Regions from separate parts of the Homo sapiens genome. Here all the other regions are linked to region 2. Evidence: read pairs that join two places in POLR2A ChIA-PET (ENCODE). Cell type or tissue: CD4-positive, alpha-beta T cell. All regions are shown on one strand. Each heading gives the region's core, and the rest is flanking DNA. Links, peaks and the distances in the headings are about the cores only. Region 1 overlaps IREB2 (iron responsive element binding protein 2). Region 2 holds the start of PSMA4 (proteasome 20S subunit alpha 4). Region 3 has its middle 13 kb from the start of SKIC8.

Region 1 (5,306 bases), core at 219-5,218, 79 kb before region 2:
TTCACCTAGTGCTGGAACATACTAGAAAAGTCAATAAATATATTCGTTTTGTTGTTGTTTTTTGAGACAGGGTCTCACTCCCATTTCCCGGGCTGGAGTGCAGTGGCAAGATCAGCCTTGACTTCCCAGCCTCAGGTGGTTCTCCCATCTCAGCCTCCCAAGGAGCTGGAGCCACACTCTCACACCAGGATACCTGGCTAGTTTTTTGTATTTTTAGTAGAGATGGGGTTTCCACCATGTTGCCCAGGCTAGTCTTGATCTCCTGGACTCAAGCAGTCCCCCCTCCCAAAGTGCGGGGATTACAGGTATGTGCCACCATACCTGGCCAATAAGTATATTCTTAACGGGAAAAAAAAGTAGCGTGAGAATACTTTTGTAACCCACCATGTAATTGTCAGCCATTTATCAGCATTTTGCCAATCTTTTGTTTCATATATTTTACCATATTTTAACCTGTAAATATTCTTCCATATGCATAGCTGTTATATAAAAGGACTTTTAAAAAATCACAGTGCCATTGTTATACCTAACAAAATTAAGTAATCCCTTAATATAATTGGGTTTTTTGTTTGTTTGTTTTGGTTTTTTTGTTTTTTGTTTTTTGAGACAGAGTCTCGCTCTGTTGCCCAGGCTGGAGTGCAGTGGCAAGGTCTCCGCTCGGTGTAGAATCTGCCTCCTGGGTTCAAGCAATTCTTGAGCCTCAGCCTCCTGAATAGCTTGGATTACAGGTGCATGCCACCATGCCAGGCTAATTTTTGTATTTTTAGTAGAGACGGGGTTTCGCCATGTTGGTCAGGCTGGTCTGTAACTCTTGACCTCGAGTGATCCACCCACGTCGGCCTCCCAAAATTTTGCGATTACAGGCGGTGAGCCACCGTGCCTGGCCACTTAATAAAATCTAAAACTGAGTTCGTATTCAGATTTTTCTGGTTATCTCAAAAATACATTTTTACATTTGGTTTGTTGAAACAGTATCCAAATAGGGCCAACACAGTATTTGGTTGTTACGTCTTTTAAGTTTCTTGTAATCTGTAATAGTCTTCCTCTCCTCTTTTTTCGTGCCATTTTTATGTTGAAAAACCTAGGTTCTTTATCCTGTAGAATGTCCCACATTCTAGATTTGGCTGATAGCTTCTTTGGGGTTTCATTTTACTTTCCTACTAACCCCCATGTTTTCAGTTAACTGGAAGTTAGAGCTAGAGGTTTAATTAGATTCAGGTTTATTTTTGCAAGATAGTAAGTGTTCTTATTTTTGCGAGAACACTTCCTAGTTGGAACATGTAGTTTTTTGTTTCATCAGGAGGCAAATAATATCTCTAATATCTTACTTTTGGTGATGCTAAGTGGGTATGAGTGTTACCAGCTTGTAAGCGCGCCATCCACATAAATCCTAATGATTTTAGCACCCATTTGTGACCATTATCTAGATCCATTATTTCATTAGGTGTTGCACATTGGTGATCTTTCAGATTACATCGTTTCTTCCACATTTACTAGCTGTAATTCTTCTATAACAAAGTACTTTTGTCTATTTGGTTACCTGAAAGGAGGAAAGATAATATTAACTATTGATTTTCCCCCTTTATTTGTCAGTTTTCAGAGTAATGAGTTGATGCCCTAGCAACTCTCATTGGTGATCAATGAAAGGTTTTTTAAGAGTCATTATGAACTAAGGGCTACTTATATATTTGATGTATTTTGGTGAATTATAGTTATTACTCATTTTGATGCTCAGATTGACCCGTTAGTGTCCCCATTAGTCTTTGATAACTTCTTTGGTTTCGGACACAAGATATCCAGGCTCATTTTGTACAAATCCTTCTCCAGATTAGAATCAGTCATTTCTCTGAAAAACTGTTCTGTTGTGTGTGTTTAGGAAATAGTTTTTAGAAACAACAAACAGTTGTTAAGGGTTTGTTACTGTTGGGTTGTTATTCTAGGCATTTTCAGTGACAGAGCTAGAAAATACCTAATTTTTAGGAAGAGAAAAATAAATCATGAGTTCGTATCCATGTTTATAATTGAAATGTAAGGACTTAACTTGGCTACTGTGATTTTTTTTTCCAGATTTTAAAAATAAGCTTCATTTTAAAAAAAATTAACGTGCGCTATTGGAAACTGAAAAACACAAGAAATGAGGAACAGAGTCATCCACAATCATAAGCAGTTTGACATGCCCTTCTAGGTCTTGTGTGTGTATATACATAACATCCATTTTTATGTGATTGAGATCATACAGTATGTATCATGCTTTTTCACATATCATGAACATTTATTAGTTCAGAACCCCAAAGCTACCTTCTGCCGTTCAGCTGCCAACCTATTGAATGAGTCCTGATACACCCTACCTAGGTGGTTTAACAGTTCCATGTTCAAGATGCGTCTTTTCCATCAATTATACCAAGATATTTACAAATTGGCTAACTCACTATCTCTGCTTTTTATCATACATTGTCACCTCAGGACATCTATAAAGCTTAGATGTTGCAAAATAAAGATTGAACTTTGTTCACAGTAAACAGATGAGTTACCAAAAATGCACATAGAGACCTATGGTTAAAATCTAAAACCTGTCCTCTGGATATGGAGACACTAGTAAAGAGCCTTACCCTTCACCCCTTTTCCCTCTTCTATCATTTCAGTGACTAAGTACATTACTGCATCTAGCTCTTAGAAGTAGGTTAACAAATACCACTCCCAGAAGACAGGCCTTCCTAAAAAAAAGGATGTTTAAAAACGGATTATTTTACTGCCTCTACTTTTAACATACTTTGAGCCTTAGGAGTTGTTTATCCTTTACACACAACAGTATTAACTAAATTACATATATAGAACAATGGTTAGACAATCTGAACTAATGTAACTCACAGGCACAGAAGTCTTCTCTCTGCATACTTCCTCCTCCTCGCCCCCCTCCACCTCACCCAGTGAGCAGGAAATGCAAACGCTCCTGTGAAATAACAAAAAAATACTTAGTGTTACTTTAGCTCTCATTAGCTACTCTGATTTTATACTTCTGTGCTCTTGAAACCATAGTAACAAAAAGTACTTTTTTGCTTGCTGCTTGTTACACCAGTCACAATCTCTGAATAGCAGCACTAATGACTGAATATAGTTTTCTTTCTTTGTGATACCTTTTTGTACCAAAAAGGTACTCCCAATAAGGAAGTACAGTGGAAATACCGTGTGAGATATATGCTTAGTTTTTTTGTTTATCCTTTCGTTGTTTCTTTTTGTTAAAATATGCATGCTAATATATTTTTAAAATTATATTTCTCATAATACACATTTGATGATCTTATGTTTATTTTAAAATAATATATTATGGATATGTTTTTAAACTCTCTTTCTTACAGGAAAGTTAGCATACTATAAACACTGTTCTGCCCTGCTTTTTCTCTTAATGATATATATTCTGGAGCTCACTGTTTATCAGCATGTAACTCTTCACTCCTTTAAACAGCTGCATGGTAATCCATTGTGTGGATTACAGTGATTTATTCAACTAACCCCATATTAATTCAGTCTTCTCTTTAAATCCTAAGGAAACACTTTTGTGTGGCACAATCTGGTGTGAGAATTTAATATGATTGAAAATTTTAAAATATTGAAATCACTTTCTCAATTGTGTCCTTGAAGTAATTAAGAGTGAATCAAAGTTTTCGTGAAATGAATTTTACTCACTCAGGCATTCCAATTTACTTTTAAACTTTAATCATTTTTGATGGAAAATTTTAAATTTATTACAGACATTTATACAGTTTAATCATTTTCTTTTTGCCATACCAGGGGATGTCTGCATTATTGAATTGAATTCTGATATTCTGTGCTTTTTTTTAGTTTTTCTGTGAATTCCTTGAATATGAAGTATTTGTCATAGTTGCAGTATGATATTCCTAAATTAATGCAGCTCTTGTATGAAGGTTTTTATCTCTGCTTTTTTCAAGGCTTTGAGGTTATGTACAGGAAAGTCAGTTACAAAACACCTGATGTTAACACGAATGGTGTTACACTCTAGTTTGTCAGACTAAAAATGAATTGTTTAAATTGAGAAAACAGTGCATTTTTGTCTTTGTCTAACTTTTTGCTATGGCATTTTAAAAATAATATATAGGTATGACTGTTTGCTTATTAATAGTAATATTTTCTTGAATCAGATGTTCTGCCTTACTCAATACGGGTCTTGTTGGAAGCTGCTGTACGAAATTGTGATGGCTTTTTAATGAAGAAGGAAGATGTTATGAACATTTTAGACTGGAAAACCAAACAAAGCAATGTTGAAGTGCCCTTTTTCCCTGCCCGTGTTCTTCTTCAAGATTTTACGTGAGTAATGGGTTTATTTTTTGTGAATGAACTCTTAGAGTGTGTTTCCTTTTTAAAATACAGACTCTTGGGTAGGTGTGGTTGTTCATACCTCTAATCCCAGTACTTTGGGAGGCCAAGGCAGGAAGATCACTTGAGCCTGGGAGTTTGCAGTCAGTCTGGGCAACATAGTGAGACGCTGTCTGTACAAAAAAATTTTTTTAATTAGCCGAATGTAATGGTGCATGCCTGTAGTCCCAGCTACTCTGGAGGCTGAGGTGGGAGGATTACTTAAGCCCAGGAGGTTGAGGCTGCAGTGAGCTGTGATCACACCACTGCACTCCAGCCTGGGTGACAATGCAAGACCCTGTCTCTAAAAATAAAAAATAAAATAAAAAATCAGACTTCCTAATGGATGGCTCTGTGTTTTTTTGTTTTGTTTTGTTTTTGTTTGTTTTTTTAAGGTTAGTTTATAAACTTAAAAATTTTGCCCTTTCTAAACTGAAGCAATTCATTAAAAATTAGGCACTGTTTTGTACCATTTATTCAAAAACTGCTTTTGTTTAACTACCTTCTTATGATCTCTCAATAGGTTTCTCAAACTTAACATATTGAAAACTTGATTTTATTTTGAGGTAGTCTCACTCTGTCACCTAGGCGAGAGTGCAGTAATGCAGTCATAGTTCACTGCAGCCTCAACCTCCTGGGCTCAAGCGATCCTCCTGCCTCTGCCTCCCAAAGCTCTGGGATTATAGGCATGAGCCACCGTACCCAGCCATCAAAACTTGAGTTTTTGATTGTCTATCTCAACTCACCTATTTCTTTCTAAGTCTTTTCTGTTATAGTAAATGGCACCATACACTCCCATTTGTTTAGGCTTCAAATCTAGGAGTTAGCCTTGATTTTTCTCTTTCTTTAATACCCTCTAACCCAGTCTATCAGCAAGCTCTGTCAGTGCTACCTTTTAAATATATCTTGTGTCCAATTATTTCTTTCCATCTCTA
Region 2 (5,306 bases), core at 247-5,246:
ACGTGGAGAAAACCCAGTTCCAGATTTAGGAATCAATACCATATGTCTGGCAAAGACTCTTTGCTCTTGCAAGTGCCTTCTTCTGTTCAGGCTTTTAGCGCCCCTGGACTACAACAGAACTTTACTTTCTGGTATTCTTAGTCTCCCTAACCTCTGCACTTCATATTATGTAGGCAGATAAAAACTCTGGTTACATATATTGCTGTGTGATGACCAAAAAAAATTGTGGCTTAAAACTTTAATCATTTTATTAGCTCATGGTTTCTGGCAGTCATGAATTCAGGCAGGCCCTGGGACAGTTTGTCTCTGCTCCCCCCAGTGTTGGGGCCTCAGCTAGGAAGACTTTAAGGCTGGGAGAGATTTGATGCCTGGGAGAGACTCAATCACTGTGTAACCGAACACTTGCTTCTTACAGAGTCCAATTGACAAGGGTGAGGTATAATAGAAAGACAGAATTTATTAGCCAAAAATAGTAAAGGGAAAGCAATCGGATTCCTATCCAAATTAACGGCTTCTATTTTTAGGAAGAAGGCAGGGGTTTAAAAAGGGAAAACTTGATAAGGAAGGCAGACAAGAACTGGGCTGAGTACAGTGTCTGTGTGTCTTATTCTGGTGGCTATCTTGGGTCCTGGTCCACCTGGACCCTGGGCTGATGGCATTTCAACAACAGCCAGGTTGTTAACTAGCTGTCTTGAAGTAATCTCTGGAACTTTGCAGCTGGGTCTCCAGACTTGGTCTGTGTGTCTCAGGATTGACCCCTGGAACTTCTAAGAAGACACATAATTAGATACTAGTAGACAGTTGGATAAATGTGAAGGGAGTATATACAATGAGAAAGGGAGGGATGTGGACTCTAGAAAAGGTTTCTGCAGTTTGCTTCAAGGTTATATCTTTAAACCCAAGGAAAAGGGGAAAAAATTTTTAATGCAGTTTGAAGCTAAGCTGCCTGGTTACAACTGGGTACTAGGATCATCTGGAGGAATCTTCACTCAGCTGTCTGGCAGGTGACACTGGGACTTCATCTAGGCTGTTGGCCAAACACCTCTCCATGTGGCCTTTGCTTCCTCACAGCACAGTGCCTGGGTCCCAAGAACGACCATCCCAAGAGGACAAGACAGAACCATATCACCATTTGTGATTTGCTCTTGGAAGTCACATGATATCACTTCCATTGTAGTCACAGGCTCACCCAGATTCAGAATAAGGGGACACAGAACCTCTCAGTGGGAACCATCTGTGGCACATTGTAAGAGGAACATGTGGGATGAGAGATGTTGAGGGTTCATCATCCTAAAACATCACTTTAATCCTGTCTTCCCATTACTGACCAAAACAAATTCTGGCATTAAAGGCACTCTACACTTAGGCCTCAAATGCCTTTCCTTACTTCCTGTATTATCTCCTCCATTCAGATCAGACCGAACTACTCAGTCACCCACACTTGTCAGACTCATTCTTCTCTTGCCCTTTTTCTCAAGGAATCCCTCTCTTGACCTGAGAAATTCTACCTCTCACTTAAAAGTGACTGTTCACTGAATTCCGCAGAATGAACTAAGGTGGCAGGCAGGGGCCCTCAGAGATGCCATAAGTTACACCACCTGAGGATGCTTTCAGAGCACCACCTGCGTGTGGCTCTTTGCCATCTTGCCTTGGCTCACTTCCCTGTGTGCTTGGAAAGTAGAGACGATAGGCGAGACCTCAAAATGTAACTTACTTCCAAGCTATCTCCTTTTCAAAGCCCAGATCCCCCAATAATTTTGCAACCAACATGAAGAGGAGTTTCTGCCCAGTGGGCTGCTTTTTGGGAGAGACTGTGAGCAGATGACTTCATATTAACCCAGATCTAGTCAACCTTCTAGCCTGAAAAAACCTAAAATGCATAGTAGATAGTTTACATACGGACCGAGGCTGAATGAGCAAAAAGGTGGAGAGATGGATAATGAACACAGAAACAAGTATGACAATTTCAGTAAAGAAGATAAAATGGTGCGAGTATATGCTGACGGTAGGGTATTGCTTTAACTGTGCTGGTCAGGGAAATCCTTTCTGACTGGTGAAAAGCAGAGAAAGAGACCAAGGTGAAAATTCCCCCAAAAGTGTGAACCTGATCATAATTTTTTTTAATTTAATTTTTAGAGCCAGTGTCTTTCTCTGTCACCCAGGCTGGAGTGCAGTGGTGCGATCATAGCTCACTGCAGCCTCCAAACTCCTAGCCTCAAGCCATCCTCCTGCCTCAGCCTCCCAAAGCGGTGTAATTACAAGCATGAGTCACCATGCTCGACCCTCATCATAATTTTTTTTTTTTTGAGATGGAGTCTCAGGCTGGAGTGAAGTGGCGCACTCTCGGCTCACTGCAACCTCCGCCTCCCGAGTTCAAGCGATTCTCGTGCCTCAGCCTCCCAAGTAGCTGGGATTACAGGCGTGCACCACACACCCGGCTAATTTTTGTTAATTTTAGTAGAGACGGTTTCACCATGTTGGCCAAGCTGGTCTCGAACTCCCGACCTCAGGTGATCCACCCGCCTCGACCTCCCAAGGTGCTGGGATTACAGGCATGAGCCACCCGGCCTTCCTCATCATAATGTGTATGTCCAAAATGTATGCATCAGCAGTAAAAGTGAAAGCCAGAATGAAAAAGGAAGGTGATGAGAGGGGTAAAGTCTCATGTGGTTGGAACCATTTTGGGAAACAGGACAGGAATGATAGCAATTAAGAAGCCGGTCCACACTATTTGCTATCCTAGGTCTGAATAGTGAAGAGAAAATGAAAGGAGAGCGCCAAGGGTAAGAGAAAGAAATTAGCTATTCCACCTCCTGGTTGGCTACTGTCTTCCTGCCCTCTTCCCCATGGCACAGCAACTCCTCCACCTGCTGAGGACCCTAGCCTAAGCTGCAGCGCCCCAGAGCCTCAGCACCCCCGCGACCCAGCTCCCACGAGGGGCACGGGTTCTAGCTCCGCCCCGCAAGAAGGACTTCCGCGTCCTCGGCCGTCCCGCTCCCCCCGCCCCAACCCAGCGGTTCTGCGCATGCGCGGGGGCCATATTAGCAGCGGTTATTCGGTGAGCGGTGGTGGTTTATTCTTCCGTGGAGTTAAGGGCTCCGTGGACATCTCAGGTCTTCAGGGTCTTCCATCTGGTGAGCCTTTGGCCCCTTGGGGCCCGCGGAAGCTTGGCCGCTTTCCCATTGGGCGGGGGTCGTGAACGTCAAGACAGTCGGTCCCGGCCTGCAGTTGCCGCCGAGGAGCCGTGGGCACGATGACTCTGCACCGCCTCCTCTGTGACGGACCGACCGCCGGGAATGGCCCCCGCCGGCCGCCGTCGGGGGCTTCCCAGTGCCAAGCCTGGACGCCGGGGCCCGCGAGGGGGCGGGCTGAGGGTGGGGGTCTGTGGGCAGGACCGAGAGTTGGGGTGGCTTCCGTCCTCAGGAGTTCGGTACGTGAAAGTTAGCTCTCCCGGAGGTGCCGGTGAACTCAAAATAGTGCTGTGCCCGGCGTCAGGCGTGGAGACAACAGAAAGTTGTGCTTAAAGCTCGAATCAGAAATCCCCGGCGAGTGTCTCTGTGTCCTCCCTGCTTCTCTGCTCTGTGCCATCCTTACTTTGCACCATTCCTATTGCAATTACCTCAACCAGTTCGCTGCCCTCGGTCTCTCACCAGCCAGAGTGATCATTTAAAATGCCAATCAGTTCCTGTGGGCCTTGGGAATCATTCAGAGGAGCCCCATTGGCTGAGAGATAAAATTCTGTTTTTACCTGGGCACGCGGGCTCTCCAGGATTTGATTCCAGCTTACCTTTCCAGTCTTGATTCCCTATATTCCAGTATTTGGAAATGTGGGCCTTGGACTGAGGCTTTACCAAATAACGCTGAACACCTAGTATTGCCTTTTGCACGAATGGTACTGATGGTGCCCAAGATAACTGCCTCCACCCCCAAGTTCAGGACCCAGATCACTCTCTGGAGAAGGCCTCAGCCTCTTGCCTTGGCTTTCAAGGCTCTGCGTGATTTGGATACTCGCTTAGCTCTTATTTATATATATTTTAAAAGCATCAGCAGTTTATCTCATGCCCACTAAACTATCCTGCCTCCGTACCCTTTGTTCATACTTTCTGCTCTGTGTGGAATGCCCTTCTTTCTTCCCCTGTTCTTTCTCTTAGACCCAAGGGTTCTCAGCCTTATTTCTGCCTCTCCCATCTCTGATTTACTTTCATTTTCTGTATCGATTTCTCAAAAAATACTTTCTTGATTCTTTCATCATCCCTTTTCCCACCCTACCCCCGGTTCCTCTTTCCACATTATAATCTATGACTGCCTCTCTCACCTAACTGCCAGTATTAGCTTTTCAGGACAGGAACTGGTTTTACACATTTTGGTATTCCAGCATCTAGCATAATGCCTGACACTTAGCTGAATAAAGGGAGTAAATAAAACAGATTTGTAAAGTCAGCAAATGCTTTTTAATTTGTGAATCTTATTTTAATGATGATCTGATTTTCTTTTTACAGGAACTATATAAAGTTCAGAAAACATGGTGAGTTAATACACATGCCAATAAACGGTTGCCTGATAAACAGTATTGCTTGTACTCAGTTTACAGACTTGAGTGGGAAAATTGAAATAGAAGGAAAGCAGTGAGAAGGTGCCTTTTTTCTTGTCAGTTTCCTCTCACCTATTGAACTTTGTATACCAGGATAGGTTTTGTAAGATCATTTGTAGGCTTGCAGGAGTTGGCCTACTTTCAGTGGGTAGGAATCACTCATGTGTTTTTCCTTTGCAGTCTCGAAGATATGACTCCAGGACCACTATATTTTCTCCAGAAGGTAAAATAGAAATTGTTTAATCTGCCTCAAGTTTAAAAATAAATGTGTTAGACTTTTAGAAAAAAAAATTACAAACTTTTTTTGGTAGTTGCAAAGTTCATCCTTTTTGTACTTTGAAGCAATTATCATCACCAGGTTGATTATACCATAGAAGAGTGAAAGTGGAAATTTGTTTCTAGCTTGCTTCATTGCTGATTTCTTTTGGGCCAGTGGTGCAGGAGCACAGAGGAGAGTCTTGGCTTCTCACTGCTTTTGTTTTGTAGGTCGCTTATACCAAGTTGAATATGCCATGGAAGCTATTGGACATGCAGGCACCTGTTTGGGAATTTTAGCAAATGATGGTGTTTTGCTTGCAGCAGAGAGACGCAACATCCACAAGCTTCTTGATGAAGTCTTTTTTTCTGAAAAAATTTATAAACTCAATGAGTAAGTGAGATTTTAGGAAAGAGTTTAAAAAAAATCTCACTTTCTCACATAAGTGGGATCTATGTA
Region 3 (5,306 bases), core at 69-5,068, 230 kb before region 2:
TAAGGCCCTTCTTACTGTGTCATTCCATGGCAGAAGGCAGAAGGGCAAGGAAGGGAGAGGGAGAGACAGGGTGATGGGGGAAGGCGAGGAGAGACAGAGACAGAGAGAGAGAGAGAGAGTGCAAGAGGGGCTGAACTTGTCCTTTTATAAGGAACCCACTCCCACTATAACAGCATGAATCCATTCATGAGGGTGGCATCCTCACGGCCTAATCAGCTCTTAAAAGTTCCACCTCTAACACTGTCACTTTGGGGATTAAGTTTCCAACACACGAACTTTGGGGGACACATTCAAACATAGCCAGGGGTCTGCCTGGATGGTGAGAGTCTCAAAGGGGCAGAAGGAGGAGAATCAGGGGTTCATGGTGTGCTGGTAGGTGTTTAACAACAGGCTCTTCAGAGAAAAACCCTAAACCTGGCTTATAGCATTTGCTGATTTCCATAGTGTAAATACAGCTCCCATGGGCTATTTCTTTTATTTTTGAAATGGAGTCTCACTCTGTTGCCCAGGCCCAGGCTGGAGTGCAGTGGAGCTATCTTGACTCACTGCAACCTCTGCCTCCTGGGTTCAAGTGATTCTCCTGCCTCCCGAGTAGCTGGGATTACAGGCACCTGCCACCATGCCCCATGGGCTATTTCACGCCACGGACAGGAAGTTGCTGACCAATATGTACAATCTGCTCTGGTAAGCTGGTATGTACCAGCTCCAGCATCCCCTTGAGTGGTTCTGTTATGTTGCTGGGGGTGTCAGTCTCAATCCAGGTGTGCACACCTGCAGTGTCCCCTCCAGAGGCTGCCAGGAACCGCTGTCCTCTACAGAGAGCCAGCTGTGGTGACAGCAAGGTTGGAATAAGGGACCGTGAAAGAGCTGAAAATATAGGGATTTTTATTTACAAAGTTGGTGGTGGGGTTGGGGGGAGGTCAAAGGATTGAGAGCCAGGTGGGAAAGGCAGGACTGCAGGGAAGTGCTGACCCAGAGGGGCCTGCACTTGGGAGGCAAGGGGGCAAAAGGAGCTCTAGGAAGAGAACTCACCGCCGTGAGGTTTCCAAAAGAACCTGGAAATCCCTTCCTGCCACAGGTTAAGCCCAGGATCTCTTGCCAGGGTGAACAGGTGCTGGCCCCAAGCTGGTAAGCTTGGGAAAGTCCCAGGACTCCTGTATCGAATGCACTTCTGAAGGACAAAGGGAATTCAAGAAGCCAAAGGTAGCTTTAGAACAGCCTCACCACAAAGCTCCTTCCACACACTGCCCTTAACTCAGAGAGAGAGCTGAGGTCCAGGCCCCCCATTAGATGTGAGTCTCCAGTGCATCCTGGTGCCAGAGCTGGCATATCCAGGTGAAAGCACTGCTTTTACTCCTTGACTGCCATTGCACTAAAATTAATAGCAGAAGAATGAAAGCATGTGGAGACCTTGCTGTGCAGTTACGCCCAAAGTGCCCCTGGAGGCCGAGGGGCTTAGCAGCCAGAACACGGAACCTCACATCAGGAGCCATTACTGTTATTGTCACTGTTGATATCATTCCTAGTTTTGATCATTAAGTGTGTGCCAGGCATGAAGCTGGCAAGTCACCCAGATGGCCTCAGGAACCATCTCTGGCTCTGAAAGGGAGACTCTCTAGCCTGCCTCTGCCTGAACCCTCTCTGGACCTCAGTTTCCCTAGCTGTCTGTCCCGTGAGTCCATTGGCTCTGGGACTCCTTCAGTTTTTGTTTTGAGACAGAGTCTTGCTCTGTCACCCAGGCTGGAGTGCAGTGGCGTGATCACTGTCACTGCAGCTCAAACTCCAGGGCTCAAGCGACCCTCCCACCTCAGCCTCCTGAGTAGCTGAGACTACAGGTGTGCACCACCATGCCTGGCTAATTTATTTTATTTTTATTTTTGTAGAGATAGGGTCTCCCTGTGTTGCCCGGGCTTGTCTCAAACACCTGACCTCAAGTGAGCCTCCCGCCTCGGCCTCCCAAAGTGCTGGGATTACAGGCGTGAGACACCACGCCCAGCCTCCTTCCAGTTTTGACCTTCTGATCCACTTCAGCTGTTCTTGACCATGGTGTCCTTCCCACTGACTTGTCACATTAGCTGTGAGCTGCCTGTGTCACACGCGATGAAGCTGACTACTGCATAGGACAGCTTATGTGCATCACGTCACATCTTCTCAGCCTCTTCTCTCTTAGTACAGCCACTACCCTGGGGTCCGTTCTGCACAAGTTTCAACCAGCTCTGCCCAAGCGTGAGCTGACAGCACCTCCCCTCCCCCAGTCTCCACCTCTATCTTCCTGCCCTGGGAATCACTCCACATTCACCCAGAAGAATTGTTGCCTGTGGGACAGCCTTGACCAATGGGAGATTGAAGCTGATGAGTAAATATTTCCCCCTTTGGCCCCTGAGGGACAGTTCTGAGATGCTTGACACAGGCCCTTCAGCGCTGGTGGCCAACTCAGCAGTGCATCCTTGATCTGGCTTTTGCTTCTTCCTTTGTTCCGCCCCTGCCCCTCACTCCTGCTCTCTGGGATTGAATTCCTAAGACAGCTCCCTGCTTGGGGTCTTTGTCTCAGGCTCTGCTTTAGGGGGAATCCAGGCTAAGACAGTTTCCAAGCACCCATGATTGCAAATAATCCACTGTTTTGATAAATTCGGCCAATTTTTTTTTTTTGGTGTGCAAATAAAGTTCTCATTCCCTTGCCTTCAGAGATGATTTCTTGAGGGGTGAGAAGGGGTGTGGAATAGGGACACTCCAAAGAGCCTTTTGCAGCCGTCGGGAGAAGGCCAGGAACCAGGGGACCTGTTGGAGGCTGGGAGGTCAGTGAGGGGCCTGTGCTGGGTGGGCTGGGGTGTCTGTGGGAACTCATCACATTGGTGTAGGGGGTAACTGCTATTGGGGGTGTCTTGTGCCTGAAGAACTGAGTTATTCTCTGAGCAAAGCTCTAGATGTAAAGAAACTGACCCAGATCCTCCACGGACTTCAATTCCAGGCTCCTGCCAAATCAGTGGGGAACGGGAAACCAAGTAATAGAGGCCCCTAGACTGCAGAATATCCGCTCTGAGCACTCAGTCAGGAGGACAGGGATCCTGCCGAGCTGAGGTCCTAGAGGAGAGGCAGTGTTTCGGGGGGATGAGGAGGTCATACTCCACGGAATGGCTAAAAAATAGCAGCATCCTTGGCCTGCAGAGACCGGGGAGGCAGAGGCGGGGTGGGTGCTGGGCCTGCTGGGCAGACCTCAGTCAGGCTATGCTGGTCCGAGGGAATGCATATAGTCTCTGACCTCGAACGGGGCCAGGCTCTAGGGACAGGCCACAGAGAAGCACCTGGACTCATAGGAAGAAGGGTCTTTCTCACAGGTTGAACCATGCCACAGGAGTAGGGGCTGCCTTGGAGGTATAAGCCTCCAGTCCCAGGGGATGTACAAGCCACAGCTGGACAGCCAAATGCAGGGCAGGCAGAGTGGGCCCCAGCAGCACAGTGTGGTGCCCCAGCCGCCCCTCAACACCAGCCTGCTCCTGTTGCTGAGCTGTGGTCGGGAGGACTGCAGAAGACTGAAGGAATCTTCGAACCAGGACAGCTCCAATGCTGGACTCCTTCACCCTCCGATATCTACCCAACCCACAACAGGATCTCCGCCCTGTACCTCCCCACTCTCAGCAACCAGATCTTGGGGGCTTCTGCTGTGCACAACTCTAAGATCCAGGCAGCATCCTATGGGCTTTTCAGGGCTGTGGGCTGGCGTGAGGCCCTCCTCTCTGGCCTCAATGCTCACACTCCTTATGATCTGCCTCCTCTCCCATCAAACAATGTCCCTCCTTTGTGAATCTCCAAATCCAGGTGGCCATCCAATGCCCTGGGAATCCTTCTCCGAGGCCCCAGCCCTCAGCCATCTCAGTCCGGGGTTCTTCACGGGCTCTTTCTATGCTCCTCCTGTCGGGTCCTGGAGTGGAGATGGACAAAGCCACTCTGAGAGGAAGGAGGGGGAGCCTCAGGATTAGATGCACTCGGGTGACAGACTAGCGGGGTCTCTAGATGCTGAAGGGAGGTGACCCAGCCCCATGACCTAGCTCCAGGACATGTAACTAGAAAGGGGCTCTGGGGAGCAGGGCAGAGCAGGCTGGGCTCCGGGCCCAGGGCTGTTGAAATTTCCATGACCACCAGATTAAGGCCACCTGGGTGAGGCTACTCCTACAGGAGGAGCCAAAGGGACCCAGTTGTGGGAGGGGCTGGAGGTAGAGATTCAGAAGGGGAATGGAGGGTCTTCAGCAAGACCTGCGGGGAGGTGGGCTGTTTCCCTCTGCGCTGTGCCTCTCTCCAGGGGCCAAGGGGCCTGGTGGCTAATGGGCCTCCCCACTCGGGACCCACTTTGACCTGCGCTTCCTGGCTGAACCTGGGCCTCTGGAATTCTCTGTCTGTTCTCTGGTCCCCTCTTATCCTTGTCCCTAAGCCAGGAGCATGCCCCGAGGTTGGGTTCTAACCTGGGCTCAGCCACTTGTAAGAAAAGTAACTTTAGCTATTGAAACTCTGTTTTCTTATCTGTATTTTTAAAAATTTTAGTTTTTATTTATTTTGTAGAGACAGGGTCTCACTGTGTTGCCCAGGCTGGTCTTGGACTTCTGGCCTAAAGCGATCCTCCCACCTTGACTTTCCAAAGTGCTAGGGTTACAGGTGTGAGCCACGTGCCCAGCCTCACCTGTAAAATGAAGACAATTTCTTCTTGGGTCTGTTACGAAGATTAATAAGACAAGGACTCAGCAGCACTTAGCGCAGTGCTTGGCTTACAGAGAGTGCTTGATAAACGGGAGCGAATAGTGATAGGATCATTGCTTCCTGTTTTGAGTCTTTCATTCTGCTGAAAGGTAAGGTCTCAGGGAAGGACATGGCTGACCTAAGATCCCCAAGAGGGCCAGGGCAGAGTGGGGATGTGAGCCTAGTCCCCAGATGCCCACTCCCATCCACAGCCTTCTGTGTCTCTAGTACTGTGCTCTGGCTTTCCGTGAGTGGCCAGCTATGGCTTCCTGGCTGCTGGCACTCCTTCCATCCTTTCTGCCACTCTTCCTGCTCTGTGTCTGCATTTTAAAGGGGGCTTTAGGCTGGCTCAGTGGCTCATGTCTGTAATCCCAGAACTTTGGGAGACTGAGGCAGAAGGATTGCTTGAGGTCAGGAGTTCAACACCAGCCTGGGCAACATAGCAAGACCCTGTCTCTATAAAAAATAAGAAAATTAGCCAGGCATGGTGGTATGCACCTGTGGTCCCAGCTATTTGGGAGGCTGAGGCAGGAGTTTGAGGCTGCTGTGAGCCATGATTTTGCCACTGCTCTCCAGCC

What was found. Peaks named below come from ENCODE experiments on the same cell type or tissue, not always from the same donor. Only the 100,000 strongest peaks of a DNase experiment are listed, where the experiment ranks them.
Region 1: POLR2A ChIA-PET joins it to region 2 with 8 read pairs; 8 of 35 experiments call an interaction of 5 or more read pairs at or near these places.
Region 3: POLR2A ChIA-PET joins it to region 2 with 9 read pairs; 4 of 35 experiments call an interaction of 5 or more read pairs at or near these places.

Annotation. Positions count from the first base shown.
Region 1 is chr15:78,458,765-78,464,070 of GRCh38, forward strand. It overlaps IREB2 (iron responsive element binding protein 2), which reads left to right. Exons shown (of 22, transcript NM_004136.4): 3 at 4,158-4,323. Among named protein-coding and RNA genes, the nearest start is that of IREB2, 23 kb to the left of the region's middle. In CD4-positive, alpha-beta T cell, for the core only: no CTCF peak of the experiment used is centred there; a DNase peak (open chromatin) is centred at 2,917.
Region 2 is chr15:78,537,406-78,542,711 of GRCh38, forward strand. It overlaps PSMA4 (proteasome 20S subunit alpha 4), which reads left to right and starts at 3,039. Exons shown (of 9, transcript NM_002789.6): 1 at 3,039-3,134; 2 at 4,500-4,525; 3 at 4,772-4,814; 4 at 5,078-5,240. The coding sequence starts at 4,523. RefSeq lists enhancers at 3,077-3,186, 3,295-4,187 and a silencer at 3,267-3,536. In CD4-positive, alpha-beta T cell, for the core only: no CTCF peak of the experiment used is centred there; DNase peaks (open chromatin) are centred at 3,016 and 3,306; H3K4me3 peaks cover 2,401 bases; H3K27ac peaks cover 2,329 bases.
Region 3 is chr15:78,310,348-78,315,653 of GRCh38, forward strand. No RefSeq gene overlaps it. Among named protein-coding and RNA genes, the nearest start is that of SKIC8, 13 kb to the left of the region's middle. In CD4-positive, alpha-beta T cell, for the core only: no CTCF peak of the experiment used is centred there; no DNase peak of the experiment used is centred there.